Regions from separate parts of the Homo sapiens genome. Here region 1 is linked to region 2. Evidence: chromatin loops called from intact Hi-C (ENCODE). Cell type or tissue: natural killer cell. All regions are shown on one strand. Each heading gives the region's core, and the rest is flanking DNA. Links, peaks and the distances in the headings are about the cores only.

Region 1 (8,340 bases), core at 331-8,330, 84 kb after region 2:
GAAAAAAAAGCACCTAAAATATCTCATTAATATTTTTTATATTATACAGGTGACGAAGTAATAACGTTTTGGCTATTTCAGGTTAAATAAATATTATTACAATTAATTTCACTTGCTTCTTACTTGGCTATGTATCTACCAGTACTTTAAAAATCACATTTACTGCTTACATTATATTTCCACAGGACTGCGCTGGGTGAGGGTGTTTCAGCTTATGTTACAATTTAGCTACACAGGGGTGACCTTCCGTATGTCATGCACTGGCTTTCTGCCTCGGGTTTCTTCATTCGTAAGATGTCAAGAGTTTGGACTAAATGCCTTTTACAATCCCCTATCACTCTAAGATCCTAGAACCTGTGGGTTCAGCAGTTATTGCTGGTGGAGAAAAGACACAAGAACCAGGTGAAGACAGTCCTGTAATGCAGGGCAGCCCTCGTTAGAGCTGGGGCCAGGACAGGGTGCCCAAGAAAAGCATGGGGTGTCCCTTAGAGCCACCCGACAGCCAGTGTGTCCTGACGCTGGAGACAACGCTGTTTACACGTCAGCCCTGCAGCTGACAAAGGGTATTTGAGGAAAGCCCTGCTCTAGTATGCGGCTGACTCTCAGGCTCAGCACATGTGCCACCTGCTAACAGATGAGCTGGTTGACACAGCTCTAGAGCACAGCTGATGGAAGGCATGCGGTGTCATTTACACCCAAGGTTCATGGGACAGAAGCACGTATCAGCACCAAAAAGTTCCAGAAGATTGATCTCACCCATGTGCCACCCATCTGCACGGGACCTCAAATAATGAAAAAAAAAAGCAACTTGTCAGCTTTATTCATAATTGGCAAAACTTGCAAGCCACCAAGATGTCCCTCAGGAGGTGAGGAGATAAACTGTGCAGGCAGTGGAATATTATTCAGCACTAAAAAAAATGAGCCGTCAAGCCATAGAAAAACATGGAGGAAACTTAAATGCATATTACTAAGTGAAAGAAACCAACCTGAAAAGGCTACATACTGTATGGTTCCAACTACATGACATTCTGGAAAAGGCAAAACTATGGAGACAGTAAAGATCAGTGGTTGCCAGGGTTGAGGAGGAGGGAGGGATGACACAGAGGATTTGTAGGGTAGTGAAAGAGACACATGTCATTATACATTTACCCAAACCGATAGAATGTACAACACCAAGAGTGAACACACTAATGTAAACTGTGGACTTTGGGTGACATTGATGTGTCCGGATAGGTTCACAGATTGTAACAAATGAACCACTCTGGTGGGGAACGTTGATGACAGAGAGATTGTGCATGTGTGGGAGTAGAGGGTATGTGGGATATCTTTGTACCTTCCTCTCAATTTTGCTGTGAACCTAAAACTGCTCTTAAAAATAAAGTCTGGTTTTTTTAGTTGTTATTCATATTGTATTTGCAAATCCTAAACCAAATTTTAGCAACCATGGATTTTGTGGCTATCAGATACCTAAAAGAAGCATTAAAAGAAAAAGCAGCAGCATATGACCGTCACTTTCATCCAAAGCTTTCACCTAGGAAATTTTTTGTTTCCTAGAACCAGTTAAAATGGCACCTTCTGAGTTATGTGGACAGCAAGATTGAGTCTTCCTGCCCCCTCAGCCCCATTCAGGCCCAGCACCTGACGGTCTTCACAATCTGCCCCAGCCATCTTTCCAGGTTCACCTTCCACCATTCAACAGTAACATTCAGCAAACATCTGCTGGGTGCCTATCAGGTGCCAGGCACCTGGGATGCAACAGCAAGTAAGCAGCTATCAGGGTGTGGGGGGAGCTGGCACAGAGAAAGCCAAGTAAGAAAACAACTGTGATGCTATGAAAATTGAGTAATAAGTATGGAGTGCTTGCCTTAGGAGCACCTAACTCAGGCTTGGAGGATCTGGGAAGGCTTTTTGGACAAAGTGAGATCTAACTTGGCTAAGAACTAACCAAGAAAGGAGCGGGGAGGAAGAAACAGCCCATGACGAAAGAGTGATGTGTGCACAAGTCCAGAAATGAAAATGAACAAGGTGCATTCCCAGAAGGTAGGAACTTGGAGAGTGAAGGTGCCAGTGGCAAGAGATGAACCCGAAGAGGTGAGCAGGGGCCTGACCACAGAAGGCCTCGAATGCCCTGTGAAGGAGTTGCCTGTGGCCTAAATCTAAGGCAGTGGGCATGAGGAGGGTGTGCCCAGCCCCATTCTATCTACCTAGACTTCAGCAGGATTAAACGGCTTCCTACTCCCAAGCACGACATGGACTTCTAGGATGTATTGCCTTTGCACAAGCTGTCCCTTCTCCTTGAATGCTTTCCCTGTCCCTGACTTCTTTTTTCCTCCTAGGAAATCCCACATGGGCTTATTTAAGGGGCCTCTCAAAGGGCTCTTCTTTTCCAAACCTCTCACAACCCGAAGACTGAATTAATTAATCATTCCCTGCCTCGTGCACATGCTTCTTGTAATAGAAACTTTTGGGGACAGGGTTGGGGGGGGATGGGCAGTGTCTGCTCAAATTAATATCTGTCTTCTTTCAGAATTACCCCCTTTGGTGGCAGCCCAACAGCCACATCTGAGCAGTGTGACCATGTGCCTTGGGCACAGCAGACTCAGTCGGCGAGAACATCAGACCAGATCTGCCTCTCACTTAGAACCCAGGGCTGAGAGATGCTAGTAGGTCTCTTGCTAGGTGCTTTACCTGGGAGAACATTTAAACTTGGGCAACCTCTGCCGTTGTATGGAAGAGGAAAAGCTGAGCAGAAAAATGAACCGCTGCCATGGTCCTTCACAACATTCCAGTGTCTTGTCCTAGTCACTCATGACCTGTGACCAAATGTCTTCATCGTAAGTGATCTGATGGACCCCTGTATCCTCTAACCAACGCTGACTTTTGGTGTGAGCTAGCTGGAATGAGTTTTGGACAATGCTATCAAATAATCCATGAAAAAGACACTTTCTATAGCTCTAACGTCTTTCTACAGCAATTATTAATTTCTATATTAAAGTCAAAGTTGATACGTATGTGACATGGGTGCCATCACTCTCCTAGCCCAATCCCACTAAAGACATGACTAAGCAATCACAGCATTCTCTATCTGGGCCTCACAGGCCAGCACCGTGGTGCTCCGGGTGGCCCCAGAGGAGTTGGCACAAAAGACAAAACTTATTGGCCATCATTGTTCTAGACTGGAATCTACTGAAAGACAGGTACTGTGCCCTTTTCATCATTTAATCACATCAAGCCCTGTGCCTGACACAAGATCAGGATGGAATAAGCCAATGCTTAGATGATAAATGAAGACTATCACCTTTCAGCCTGACTGCTAACTCCTGCTTCTTCCTTCACCTATGTTAGCTCAATGGAAGTTTAGAAAGTATTCATTCTTTCCCAATTTAGAAAAAGGGTAAATAATTAAATTAGTAGTGAAAGAGCTGAAATATAACAGTGCATCTCAGCTTCACACACATTTGTAATCCATCTCTGCTCATCTATAGCTTGTTCTCCTTTTCTATCCCTAGGGACACGGTCACATTTTAAAATTACAACGATTTGCGACAATGATTTCTAAAATCTCGACAGAATCAGAGCACCCCATTCTTTCTGTCTTCTGACTTAATTTTATACCTTCATGAAGTGTGGCCTACTAACTTATTTGGAGATTATTTTGGCAGTTTAGCCATAATTTTTTACAAATTTATATGCAATCTGAAAATACTAACTACAACATGATAGCCCATAAACTTCAAAAACGGCAAATCCTGCAAACTTCAGGAGCTGTAAATTACAGGAAGCCTTTAAATTCCAGGAACTGTGTCTGTCACAGTGAAGTTTCAAAGCTGTTCCTCTCCCCACTTAATGTCTTTATCATATACCTGCCCTCAAACAACAGAGGCTCTACCTTGTCCAACCGTAGCAAAAAGGTTTTCTGAATACCTTGAGAGGCTATGATCAGTCAACCAACAAAAAAGAGCATCTTAAAAATCGGTAACATACCAGCTCCATTAACTGTTTGAGCTGACCTATCTCTTCTGGTAATGATCCAAGTTTGTTGTTACTTGCGATTAAGACTTTGAGAGGCAGACCACACAGGCAGGCAGGCAGGGCGGACAGCTGATTTCGACTGCAAAGACAATACAACAAGAACACATGTAAACAGAAAGGCCACTTCATACTGTCTGTGAACCTGTTTTTAACAAGAAAGGAAAAAGGAGTGATCTGAGAAGACATTTTACAAATACAAGAAGTCCAATATATTTTCTGTGTGACAACTCAAATGACAAGTATGTAAGAAAACAAAATATGTTTTTCTTTTTTTAAAAAAAAATAAAAAATAAAAAATAAGGGTATGGGCAGTTCTCAAAGAGACAACTTTATTCAACACAAGGAATGCCATCAAAGTCCCCCCGCCACCCCGCCACCCCGCCACCGCCACTTAGAAGCTGAGCCCTCGGCCAGCCAGGAGGCAGATGGAGAGCACATCCTGCACAACCAATAGCAACGGGAAGCTGGTGCCAACTGCCCTCTCCTGACAATGTGTGCAGGAAACTCAGCTGGACCAAAGCAACCAGCACCACACAGGCATCATTTCATCCATTGCAGTAGGGATGGGGAAGATAATTTTGCTGCAACTCACAAAACCACCGGGCTCATTTCCAACATTTTGACTCAGCTTCCTTTTGTTAAAACAAGGGTTGCTACAGTTTAAGTCTGTTTTGGTATCTGCAAGAGAGCTAACTAAAAGAGAAAGAAAGGAAAGTTGGTCTTCTGGCAAAGTGGAACTGCAGCCCAGAGGGGTTTAGTTCCACAGAGCAGCCAAAAAAGTCTAAGTTGATGTCTCATCTCTGCTCTACAAGAAGAGGGTCTCTACCCAGAAGTTTCTGAACTTTCTATCATCAATGCTTAGTTTTCATGGAGATGGAAAATACTAGATAAATAAAATCTACGAACCATCCTTATTTATATGTCAGCCATTTATTTCAATCTCCTCCCCCACAAAAAGCCCCTTTTTCCTGCTACCAAGCAAAAAGACAGATGGGTTTCAGTTTCCCTTTCTTTCTCTGCCCTTCTGGTGTTGAAGCCAACAACCACAGAGTGAAATATCTAAAAATCTGTATGTCATTCAGTGTAACTATTTAATAAAACTGCTGTGTGTTTGCACACACATGCATAAAGTTTCAGAAGCTGTGTTCCTGTGTGAGTGTATTTATAGACATGCATGTATCTGTGTATGTGAGGGGGAGAGACAGACAGAATGGAAATACACCAAAATACTATCGGTACTCCTCTTCGGGTATAGGTACAATGGATGGTTTTTATTTCCATTATTATACTTTGATGTATTTTCCAAACTTTCTACAAGTGCTTTTATCATCAGGAAAGAAACATCATTATAAAATGATAAATGTGACCTGGATATGTGTTACGAGTGCTCCTATTTGTGAAAATTCTTTATTTTTTATTTTTTATTTTTTTAATTATACTTTGAGTTCTAGGGTACATGTGCACAACGTGCAGGTTTGTTATATATGTATACATGCGCCATGTTGGTGTACTGCACCCATTAACTTGTCATTTACATTAGGTATATCTCCTAATGCTATCCCTCCCCCCCTCCCCCCACCCCACGACAGGCCCCGGTGTGTGATGTTCCCCTTCCTGTGTCCAAGTGTTCTCATTGTTCAATTCCCACCTATGAGTGAGAACATGAAAATTCTTTGAGATGTATACTTATGATCTGTGCACTTTTCTGAATATATGTCATTCTTCAATTAGAAGTTTGACTCTCCTCCATATGAGGGAGCAGAAATCTGGTTAACTGAAGGGCAGCTCTACCTGATGAGCTCAGAAAAAGCAGGTGCTGTGCTGTGGAAAGAACCTTTCTAATCTGGGCACGGCCTTGTCAACACCTTGATATCTCTGCTGCTCCAGGGCACTCAATTACCCATGTAACTATGTTTTAGCAAGAAGAGATACAGTCATATCTTCTCTCCATTGTGCAGACCCATGGAAAAAGCTATTTCCAGAAAGAGGCAGATTTTTCTTTAAGAGGGTCCAGCAGAAGGAGGGAGGAGATTGAGTGCCCTCCTGGTAGGTTCCTGGCTTGCAAAAGACCAACCAGCTCTTCACTTTCCCTAGTTAGCAGGATTGGACCAAGAGAATAAGGGCAATGGGCCCGCACTGGCACTCTCTCCTGGTCTCTGGGGACGGTGGAAGGGAGGAGCTAGGGCCAGCAGCCTGTGTTTCTGCCTCTCACATCCCTCCCAAGGCTCTCTCTCACCAGCAGGGGCTCAGTGGGACTCTTTTGGCTGGAGGAGGGGGTCTTCCTGTTACCCTGCTGTGAGGGCTTTTTTCAAGCTCCAAAAAAGGCTCCTTCAGAAAAGAGAACTCAGTTTATTAAAAGGTGGCAAGCAAATAATTTGAAATGTAACTTGTGGTTATAAAATATTTGTTAATATGCAATTTTATAAAGTGAGGATCGGCAAATAAAAATGTTAATAAGGCAAGTCTATTTATTTGGAGCCATACGTAAACCTCCTTTTGAAGAGGGATAATGAGAACAAAGATTAGTATTTTCAAGAAAGTTCTACATTCCTATTTTTAGCAGAGTTAACAAATACAAGTTAAGATCTTTCCTACATTTCTTTGCCTGGAAACTCAGAGTTACACTCTAAGTTATCCGTCTCACTAGTTGGTGCAGGGATCTAACCAGATTAGCAGATATGGAACTGGGAGAGTCATGTATCATACTACTTTGAGAAACACAAAGAAAGTTCTGCTCATTCAGATGCGTGAGTATTTGAGATTACATGGGTTTATTCTCATTGGAAATCTTCCAGAGTGGGTACTTACTTAAAATAAAATAAAATTTAAGCTTGTGAAAACATTCATGGTCTCTTTGAGGGGAACGGATGCTTTTTACACTAAAAGCTGCTGATGGAATGGCCTATCTCATATTTATGTTCCATATATGTCTTGTTTACACTGTAGTTAATCATCTGTAGACTTACCAATTCACCATGCTAAGAATTTAGTCACCGTACAGCAGGCCACAGACCTGGGGCACATTTCTTCGACTTCATCTCTCTGCTCCCTCAGCCTCTACTTCATATATTTTATCACAGGATGTTCCTGTATTACTTGTAATTTCCCCAATAGAAAAAGGAAATACACAGGCACACAAAAGCCCATTTGCTCTCCAGCAAATATTTAGACAGGAGAGGAAAAGCTGCATTCCCTTTAATCCTCTACCCACTAGCAACCACAGCAGCAGCCTCAGCTTTTTGAAACCACTCTTCTGGCAGCAATTTTTCTCAAGCAAGTAAGTGCCTCAGGCCACAATCCACTATCCTACACCCCTGGTCTTCTGCAGCCTTGGTGCTATAAACTGGCTCTGTGCTGAAAGAACGTTTGAAAATAAGGCCATATTGTATCCGACAAGCTACATCACCAGAGCCAAGTCTACACCCCCACCCCTACCCCAAACCTGTCTCTTTGTCACTGTCCCTGCAGAGTCTGGGTTGAAGATCAGGGTGGGGAGGAAAGAGAAAGAGAGGGAAGGCAGTGGGCTTTTACCAGATCCATATTATTGTGAATGCTTCATCTTCCATCTTTTTCAGTTAAATGACTTCCTGCTGGATTCATTTGTCTATTTCATCATTTCAAGATGAAATAAGGCAGCTCAATATAATCTAAACATTCTTGGCAGCCTAAATTTGCAGGATACATTTATCTTGGCTTCAAGTACCACTATCCCTCACTTAACTCCTAAATTAAGGAATTTACAAACCAAATCACTTTTTCTGGTTTTACTTTTAGAGTATTATTTTGATGTATTTTGACTATGGCACTTATTGATGTCCATAGTTTGAGTCTCAATCTTAGTATCTGATATTATTTATTATTGGTTTATCAAAAGGTTATTTTCCTTAAGATATGTGATTATAAAGACATGCTATGTTCTTACAGGTGATTTTATTAACAGAGCATAATACCCACATTTTTAAATTCTACTGGAATATACCTCTGTATTTTCAGTGAATGGATTCACTTAACAGAATACAGAAAATTATTTTCACTTAGAAAATAATTTATAGAAAAATTTATATAACAAATTTACTCACTCAATTGGCTGCTTGGTGTGGCAGAAAAGTCACCAATTGTAAAAACCTTTCAGATTGTCAAGAGACTGCCCCTCCCAGACTAAGCCAATTTTTAAGTAAGAGATAAAGAGAGAAAGGCCACCTGTTGTGAAATTTTAAGACCTGGGTTCAAATACCATAGAGATGATTTGCCACAAATCAGGTAAATCATTTAATCTCTCTGGTTTTCTCAGCTATAAAACAGAGACAA
Region 2 (8,340 bases), core at 100-8,099:
TACGCCTTATACAAAAATTAATTCCAGATGGATTAAAGACTTAAATGTTGGACCTAAAACCATAAAAAACCCTAGAAGAAAACCTAGGCATTACCATTCAGGACATCGGCATGGGCAAGGACTTCATGTCTAAAACACCAAAAGCAATGGCAACAAAAGCCAAAATTGACAAATGGGATCTAATTAAACTAAAGAGCTTCTGCACAGCAAAAGAAACTACCATCAGAGTGAACAGGCAACCTACAGAATGGGAGAAAATTTTTGCAATCTACTCATCTGACAAAGGGCTAATATGCAGAATCTACAATGAACTCAAACAAATTTACAAGAAAAAAACAAACAACCCCATCAAAAAGTGGGTGAAGGATATGAACAGACACTTCTCAAAAGAAGACATTTATGCAGCCAAAAGACACATGAAAAAATGCTCATCATCACTGGCCATCAGAGAAATGCAAATCAAAACGACAATGAGATACCATCTCACACCAGTTAGAATGGCAGTCATTAAAAAGTCAGGAAACAACAAGTGCTGGAGAGGATGTGGAGAAATAGGAACACTTTTACACTGTTGGTGGGACTGTAAACTAGTTCAACCATTGTAGAAGTCAGTGTGGCGATTCCTCAGGGATCTAGAACTAGAAATACCATTTGACCCAGCCATCCCATTACTGAATATATACCCAAAGGATTATAAAACATGCTGCTATAAAGACACATGCGCACGTATGTTTATTGCGGCACTATTCACAATAGCAAAGACTTGGAACCAACCCAAATGTCCAACAACGATAGACTGGATTAAGAAAATGTGGCACATATACACCATGGAATACTATGCAGCCATAAAAAATGATGAGTTCATGTCCTCTGTAGGGACATGGATGAAGCTGGAAACCATCATTCTCAGCAAACTATTGCGAGGACAAAAAACCAAACACCACATGTTCCCACTCATAGGTGGGAACTGAACAATGAGAACACATGGACACAGGAAGGGGAACATCACACACTGGGGCCTGTTGTGGGGTGGGGGGATGGGGGGAGGGATAGCATTAGGAGATATACCTAATGTTAAATGATAACTTAGTGGGTGCAGCACACCAACATGGCACATGTATACATATGTAACACACCTGCACGTTGTGCACATGTACCCTGAAACTTAAAGTATAATAAAAAAATAAAAACAAATTATTACATTAAAAAAAAAACCATGTATCACTTTGATAAACAGGGAGAAAATTCCAAAATGAAACAACAACAACATAGTAATATTGAATTAAATTCAAGGAGAGAAATGGCAACGAAATTAAAGCCTTCTTCAGTAAATCCCTTTTATCCTGCTCTTTGTGGTTTGGCCTTGATGTGACTTAGCATTCAGACTAGTCCAGGTAAGACTCAGTTGATCAGGTTTTAGCATGTGACTATGCTTGCTTTTCTAGGTTTAAACATTCTAATAATTGCCCAGGAATTTTTTTTAACTTTAGAAACTTCAATGGAGTCAACTCTGCTGGGAAGCCCTTCTCTTCAGTGAGGGTACAGACCTGACCTAGCTGAGCCTCTATCTGACTCTTTCTTACCTGCTGTGACCTTGAACAGATTACCTGAACAACTGAGTCTCAGCTTCTACTCATTAGTTTGCATTCTTAATTAGAGCTGAGAGAAGCCCAGCTGAAACTGATTTTATGCAAAAGTTGTAGCCTCTTGGAAGTACTCATGAAAGATTTAACTACCTGGGCTTCAGAAATACAGGATTTCTTTCTTACTGGACCCAAACTTCAGGGTTTTTTTTGCTGTCTCTTGTGCCTCTGTCTTTCTGTAGGCCAGTTTCTCCCTAGATCTTTTGTAGGTTTTATGTCTTCTGTCTTCGGTCACCAGGAAAAGAATTAAAATCCCAAAGAAGAGACTTGCAAGTCAATTGTGAGGAAGGTGCAGCTCCTGAATGGATGAACCATAGCCAGGTGGGCAGTGCTATGTATGGGCCACAAATCTTTGTGGTATATGAGGCAGGAGCAGTTCCTACTCCTAGGAGTATGTGGTGTTAGGTGAACAGTCCCTTGGTGTCCACTACAAATCTCTTCCTTACAGGGTTATGTAAGTTTTTGAGCTAATGTGTGTAAAGTTTATTTCACCTCTTCAGTAGACACTGCTGCACTGTTCTAGGCATTGGCGATTCAGCAAAGAACAAAACAGACAAGCAGCCTTGTTCTAATGGGGCACACAGCTGAGATACAACACTCGACCCACAGTAGCTACTCAATAAATTACGCGTTTCCCTGTTGCTCCAGCAAGTTTAAGATGGAAAGTGTCTGTGAAGAGCTGGACTTCTGTAATATGCAGAGGGACAACTAAAAGATTTTGGGATTTGGCACAGTTGCAGCGCCTCAAAGGAAAACACCATGGGCCATGTACAGAGTGTCTTGACTCAGTAAATGAGGATCTTAAATGCAGAGGTCCTGATACTGCTCCCTGAAGGCCCTGCTCAGGCTAGCAGTTTCGGGTCTGTGTGTATTTTATGTGGGGTGGGGTGGGGTGAGAACGTGGAAATGATGTTACTATATTCACTTGAATTTCTCAAAGCAGCTGCTGTCTACCAAAGGTAGGCTAGCCCTGTGAGGAAAACAAGACTGGCCCAGATCTAGTGGTGTAATCAAGGCAACCATTTCATTCTCTGGGTGTCAGATACCACAGTTGAGGAGGGAGGCCCAGATTCTGTGGTTTTCACAACATGGGCCAAGAAATCTTAAGTGTTCTCAAATATGCCCAAAAAACAAGTAGGGGTCCTGAATCCATGCTTTCACCTGAACTCCAAATCCATCATAGCAAATTTGTTACTCCTGTTATGTTACGCTATAAGTTTTAGTTTGGGAGAAAAAAAGAGTATCCTGAGGGGTGTGTGTGTGTGTGTGTGTGTGTGTGTGTTATCGACAGATAGATGGATAGAGTCATTCTTCTGATAGCTATACATGAATATACAGTCATGTACACATAACAACATTTTGGTCAATGATGAACTAAATATACAACAGTGGTCTCCGAAGATTATATAATACCATATTTTTACTGTACCTTTCCAATGTTTAACTATGTTTAGATACACAAATACTTACCATTGTGTTACAACAGCCTACATTATTCAGTATAGTATCATGCTGTGCAGGTTTGCGTCCTGGGAGCAATAGGCCACATAGCCTAGGTGTGTGGTCGGCTATACTAAGTGTGTAAATATACTCTATGATGTTTGCACAATGACGAAATCACCTAATGACACGTTTCTCAGATATATCCCTGTTGTCACATGATGCATTACTATATATTCTTTCTCCAAATTTTATACACACCCAGCCATACATACATATAACATATACATATTATGTGCACATATACATAAATATACATGATTGCTACAATCTGTTTCAGCAATGACACCCTATGATGTGTGTGTGTGTGTGTGTGTGTGTGTGTGTGACCGGGGTCAACCTTTTTGATGGGTAAGTCAATCACAAAGTGGTTTGTACAAATCCAAGATTTTAATGGCTGTTAAATAATAAAAGGAAGGATATTTGCACTATATACATTCTGTCCACTGACGATACTGTCAGCTGGCCATGCATTTTATTGCACATATAAACAGTGTACAAGGATCTTGAAGACGTCTTAGCCATAGAAGGACTGCATTTAAAAGAAAAAAAAGCAATTTTACAGAAGACTGAAGCCATTTACATTACACAACCAACTTCAAGAAAATAATAAAAATTAATATCAAAAGAAATACTTTAATTTTGAAAAAAAAATCTCTCAAAACAATGATTACAAAGCTTCATGCTACCATATATACACGTAAGAAAATATTTCAGGACCCCGCATTCTGAATGCCCGTGAAGGTGCAGCAGGCTAAACTCCTACTTATATAGTCAACCTTTGAATGTTGCTTAAATTGTATACACTCTTTGTCCAAAATGTTTCTTTACATCATTATGCTATTTGACAAAACAGGTATTTGTGCAGTACAGAAAAATATTAAAATACATTTTAAGTTAGGTTAAAGTGCACAGTACATCTGATAGGAAATAACTGCTAGCTGCCAATCCAAATTTCCGTTTTCAGAAACCTCCCCCCATCTTCCCAAGAGTGGAGGGCAGCCATTGCCTTGGTTGATGTTGGTCTGTGCTGACTGCACACTGAATCCTCCTCCTGGTGGTGTCTTTTCTTTTGCGTCCCCCTCTACATTTGTCTTACAAACTGTGGCTGCTGCTGCTCTAAAAACTTCCAATGGCTTTTCGAGGAGGTGAAAGTGCAGTCAGCATTCACAAGACTTAGAAAGGTTAATTACTGGGACATCTGTGATTGCAGCGTGAGTGCACATGCATGGAACTGCCTGCAGAAGGCTGCCGTGTTCCGTGAATCTCTGAGAGCAGCATGGGTTCCACTCCTTGGCTGGTTCTTCTCTAGCCCTATTTTGTTGCACTTGCTCCCTCCTCAGCCACTCAGCCTCACAAACTCCACTTACTGCACCCTCCCCTTAGCCTGCCTTGGTGGTGCTGCCCACAGGCTCACAACGACTCACTTCTGAGGTTTCACACCAGAGACTGTGAATCTTGCAGGATTTTACAGACTACTTGGAAAACCACCAACCACCAAATTAAAATAAAATGAGCACATCTCAGAATCATTTCCTCTTTTAAAACTGGCAGTTGTAAGAAGTGCTGGTTTCCTGATTCAGGTCCTATGTGCCTTAAGTAATTTCTGATACTCAGTCGAAGCTTCCCTTCAAACCCTTTTTGGTTCAACAATCAACTTTTTATCATCTCCACTTTCCTATGCCATTTCTTCATTATCTACCTTTGGTGCTAAGCTCTCTTTAACGTAACCCAAGTTACAGTGCAAAAGTATACTTCAAGACACACGATGCTAACACTTATTATTTCTTTGTGTTAAAACGTGAATGTTTTGTGCATAGCAAAAGAAGTATGAATCCAAAAAATAATTGTTCACATTTTAGCTTCAAGTTTAATATGTCTTTTTTTTTTCCATCACAGCTATTTACAAATAACTTTGGGGTGCTCTCTTGATTTTAGTCAGTTCATTATATTGGGGGACAGAGGGCTGCTGGAATGTAGGAAACTGGATGGAATGCAGAAATATAAATAAGACCAACGTTCCACAAACCAAAGTGTCAATATTGCCTCCCCAGAAAAGTTGTGTCCTAAAAGCACCTGTTTTTCGCTTTTTTTTGGAATCATATATACCAGAAACATTACTGAGACCTAAACTACCGCACACCAAAGAGGATAGAAAATAACTCAACATTTATATTAAAATAAAGTGTTTAACCACAAAAAAGCAGTAATAAAATAGTTTCCTAATTTACAATTTGCATCCAAAGGATGAATAACAACTCACTAATAAATAATATTTATATAAATATTTTGTATGTCGAAAATAGTTTTTTAAAAGGCAATGGTCTCAAGAAACCTCTCGAAAAATTTGGTGGTGAAAAACCTGATTGTGCCCCCCTCCCCCCACTAAATACATAACGAGTTTGGTTTTAATAAAACGAATGCGTCTTGCTGCAAAACGGTTGTGCTTGGCGTTTTGGTAATGGCAGTCGGTGAGTGTGGAAAGGATGAAGGAGGGTGGAAAAGGCATTGATGTGCTGCTCAGTTTTTTTTTCCTCCAGCTCCCTCTCTGGTTTCAAGATAAATACCTGTCAAGTCTTAAAGTCGGAGGTCAGCTCTGAAAGGTAGAAAATCCTCCCTTAGACTGAAAATTGTTTCAATGTAACTGGAGTCAGTGAAGTGACAGGCAGTGGGTGGGAGAGAGGGTTGAACAGGTGCCTGGAGCAGAGTTCAGGATCCTGGATGAGAGCAGAGTCTGAGCCCCCAATGGAGAAGGGGTAGTTTCATGTGAACAGAGCCTTCGTTACGGTGATGTCTAGTAATGCTTGAATGGTAATGCCCACTTTGACCAGGCCTTTTTCTTCAAGGATGTGGTGGGGGAGACATAGCTTTTCCTAAAAGGAAAAAGAATAAAACATCAATTTTTAGATGATTGTACTCTCATTGTAAAATCCTGCTACATCGTTGATGACATCAAAGTTAGGTTGAATACTCTAGTATGCCTGTTTGATCACCTACACCAAGCTCCTTCCTTTGCTTTCAACCTACTGCAAAGACCTTTTCTATGTTTGCAGAGAAAATAATGATTTTTCACACATGCAGTTTGTTTCAAAAAGGCTCCTAATCACCATGAAGTCTGCAGATCTAAATATTTAAGAAAGTTTTACACTAAATAACTGAGCTACAGAGTCAGTCAGAGAGCATACACCAAGAATATAATAGCTTCTATTTTTATAAAGCAAAACTGCAAATAGCCCCTGACACATTTTAAAGGCACTCAAATATTCATTTGTACCGACCACACATTGTTATACTGACCATAGAACTTCATTGAGTTCATTTTACTTCCTGTGACCTCTGGAACGCAGGCAAGTGGGTGGACTGGCAGCCTTTCTTCATGGTTTATGAACAGTCTTTATAAATTGGTAATTATAACTACAGCCCTCAATAGCCTCCCTTTCAAGACTCTTTCATAAAACTGTCAAAGACACATATGTCCTGCTACTCTCTCATGCTGCATTTTTGCTCTTGGGAAATGTCCAGGACATACTATTTAAGAAAAACAGTAAGCGTGAGTCCCTCCTTGTGTGCAGAACCTTTCATGCTCCACAAACCAGTTTACAGAATAACACAATGAAATAATTTTCCACCTTTGTTATTTCACCCTGGTCTGATATCATTCAAGAGAATCTTCTTCCAGGGTGTGTCTCCTTGGCTGGAAAAAGACACCACGGCAAATATTCTTTTATCTACTTGATGACAGTGTGTTTTCCACAGCCCAATGTTTACTTTTTCTTTTTTCTTTTCTTTGACAGGAAAAAAAAAATTGTATTTATTTATGGTGTCCAGCATGATATTTTGATAAAAGTATACATTGTGGAATGGCTAAGTCAAGCTAATTATCATATCCATTATCTCAGATACTTATTTTTTGGTAAGAACACTTAAAATAGAGTCTTTTATCAATTTTCAAGTATAAAATACATTATGATGAACTATAGTCACCATTTTGTATCCTTTGACCAATATCTTCCTATCCCCACCTCCCCACCCAGCCCCTGGTAACCACCATTCTACTCTCTGCTTTTGTGAATTCAACGTTTTTAGATTCCACGTATTAGTGAGGTCACGCAGTATTTGTCTGTCAGTGCCTGGCTTATTTTACTTAGCATAATATCGTCTAGGTTCATCCATGTTGTTGCAAATGACAGGATTTCCTTCTTTTTAAGGCTGAGTAGCGCTGTTTTGAAGGAGAGTTTAAGTGGGATCTGCATCCAGCCCTAGGTGATGGAGTCACTGTTCAGCAGGAAGCCAATTGGTGTGCTCTGCAAGGAAGGGCTTCCTTCCACGTGACACTTGCTTGAGGAACCAGATCTTCTTGCTGCCTCAATGCAGAACTCTCCAAAAATTACCGGAGACACAGGCACTCTGTGCTTAAAAGACTTTCAAAGGACATGACATGACATCTCCAATAACTTGTTCCACTGTCTCAAATGTCAGTGGGTCTTACTCTCTCACCATCTTACCGTATCTGCTTTTCACCCTTCCCTACCTTGTGGCAAATTCAGAGAACATCAGACTTTAACCTAGGCCTTAAGAGATGGCCCCCTGTCAACAGAAGACAGTCGATTCTTTAAAGAACAATTTTAACCATGGTTTCATGTCATTGCTGTGTATCAAAGTAGGATTATCTTGTCAATGGCGTATCAGGTGAGCATGGAAGTTCATGCTGCCTGACAATTTATTAGCCAAGTATCAACCTGAGAAAGGATGGGGGAGTTCTGTCTGAGTTGTGAGCTGTGAGCCAGGCTGTTAACAATGGTGCCTCCTTTTGCGGCATGGTGAGGGATATCTGTGGCCTGATGACAGTGTCCAGCCTCCCCGGCACCATCTGCCACGGGCTTGTGAAATCACTTGAATCTGGCATTTCACTGTTAAGGCAGGTTCTATAAGGGCAAAGATATGTCTTCCTCATTCTATTGGCTCTGACAGCACCCAAGTCGACATCTGGCTTTGCAGGAAATTGTAAATGGCTGTTAAGTACAGTTAAGTTCCTGGTGCCAGATATTACTTGGGGAAAACAATTCTTTACTTCATACCATATGTTAAAATCAATTTGAAATCAAATAAAGAGTTGAACATTAAAAAAAAAAAAATCTACAACACCCCTCCCAATAACATAAAGGTGAATATTTAGTACTTTTTTCTGATAAATGGA

Evidence for each region. A loop is a pair of places that touch in the nucleus more often than their neighbours do. Peaks named below come from ENCODE experiments on the same cell type or tissue, not always from the same donor. Only the 100,000 strongest peaks of a DNase experiment are listed, where the experiment ranks them.
Region 1: it touches region 2 in a loop (4-fold over the local background); 2 of 110 quality-filtered maps call a loop at or near these places.

Annotation. Positions count from the first base shown.
Region 1 is chr13:46,664,801-46,673,140 of GRCh38, reverse strand. LRCH1 (leucine rich repeats and calponin homology domain containing 1) reads right to left here. Exons shown (of 20, transcript NM_001164211.2): 3 at 3,985-4,111. Among named protein-coding and RNA genes, the nearest start is that of LRCH1, 120 kb to the right of the region's middle. RefSeq lists enhancers at 4,790-4,839, 4,900-5,119, 5,635-5,684. In natural killer cell, for the core only: no CTCF peak of the experiment used is centred there; DNase peaks (open chromatin) are centred at 4,540, 5,010 and 5,860; H3K4me3 peaks cover 1,036 bases; H3K27ac peaks cover 3,231 bases.
Region 2 is chr13:46,748,216-46,756,555 of GRCh38, reverse strand. It overlaps a transcript of LRCH1 not described here. Among named protein-coding and RNA genes, the nearest start is that of ESD, 45 kb to the left of the region's middle. In natural killer cell, for the core only: no CTCF peak of the experiment used is centred there; a DNase peak (open chromatin) is centred at 4,525; H3K27ac peaks cover 259 bases.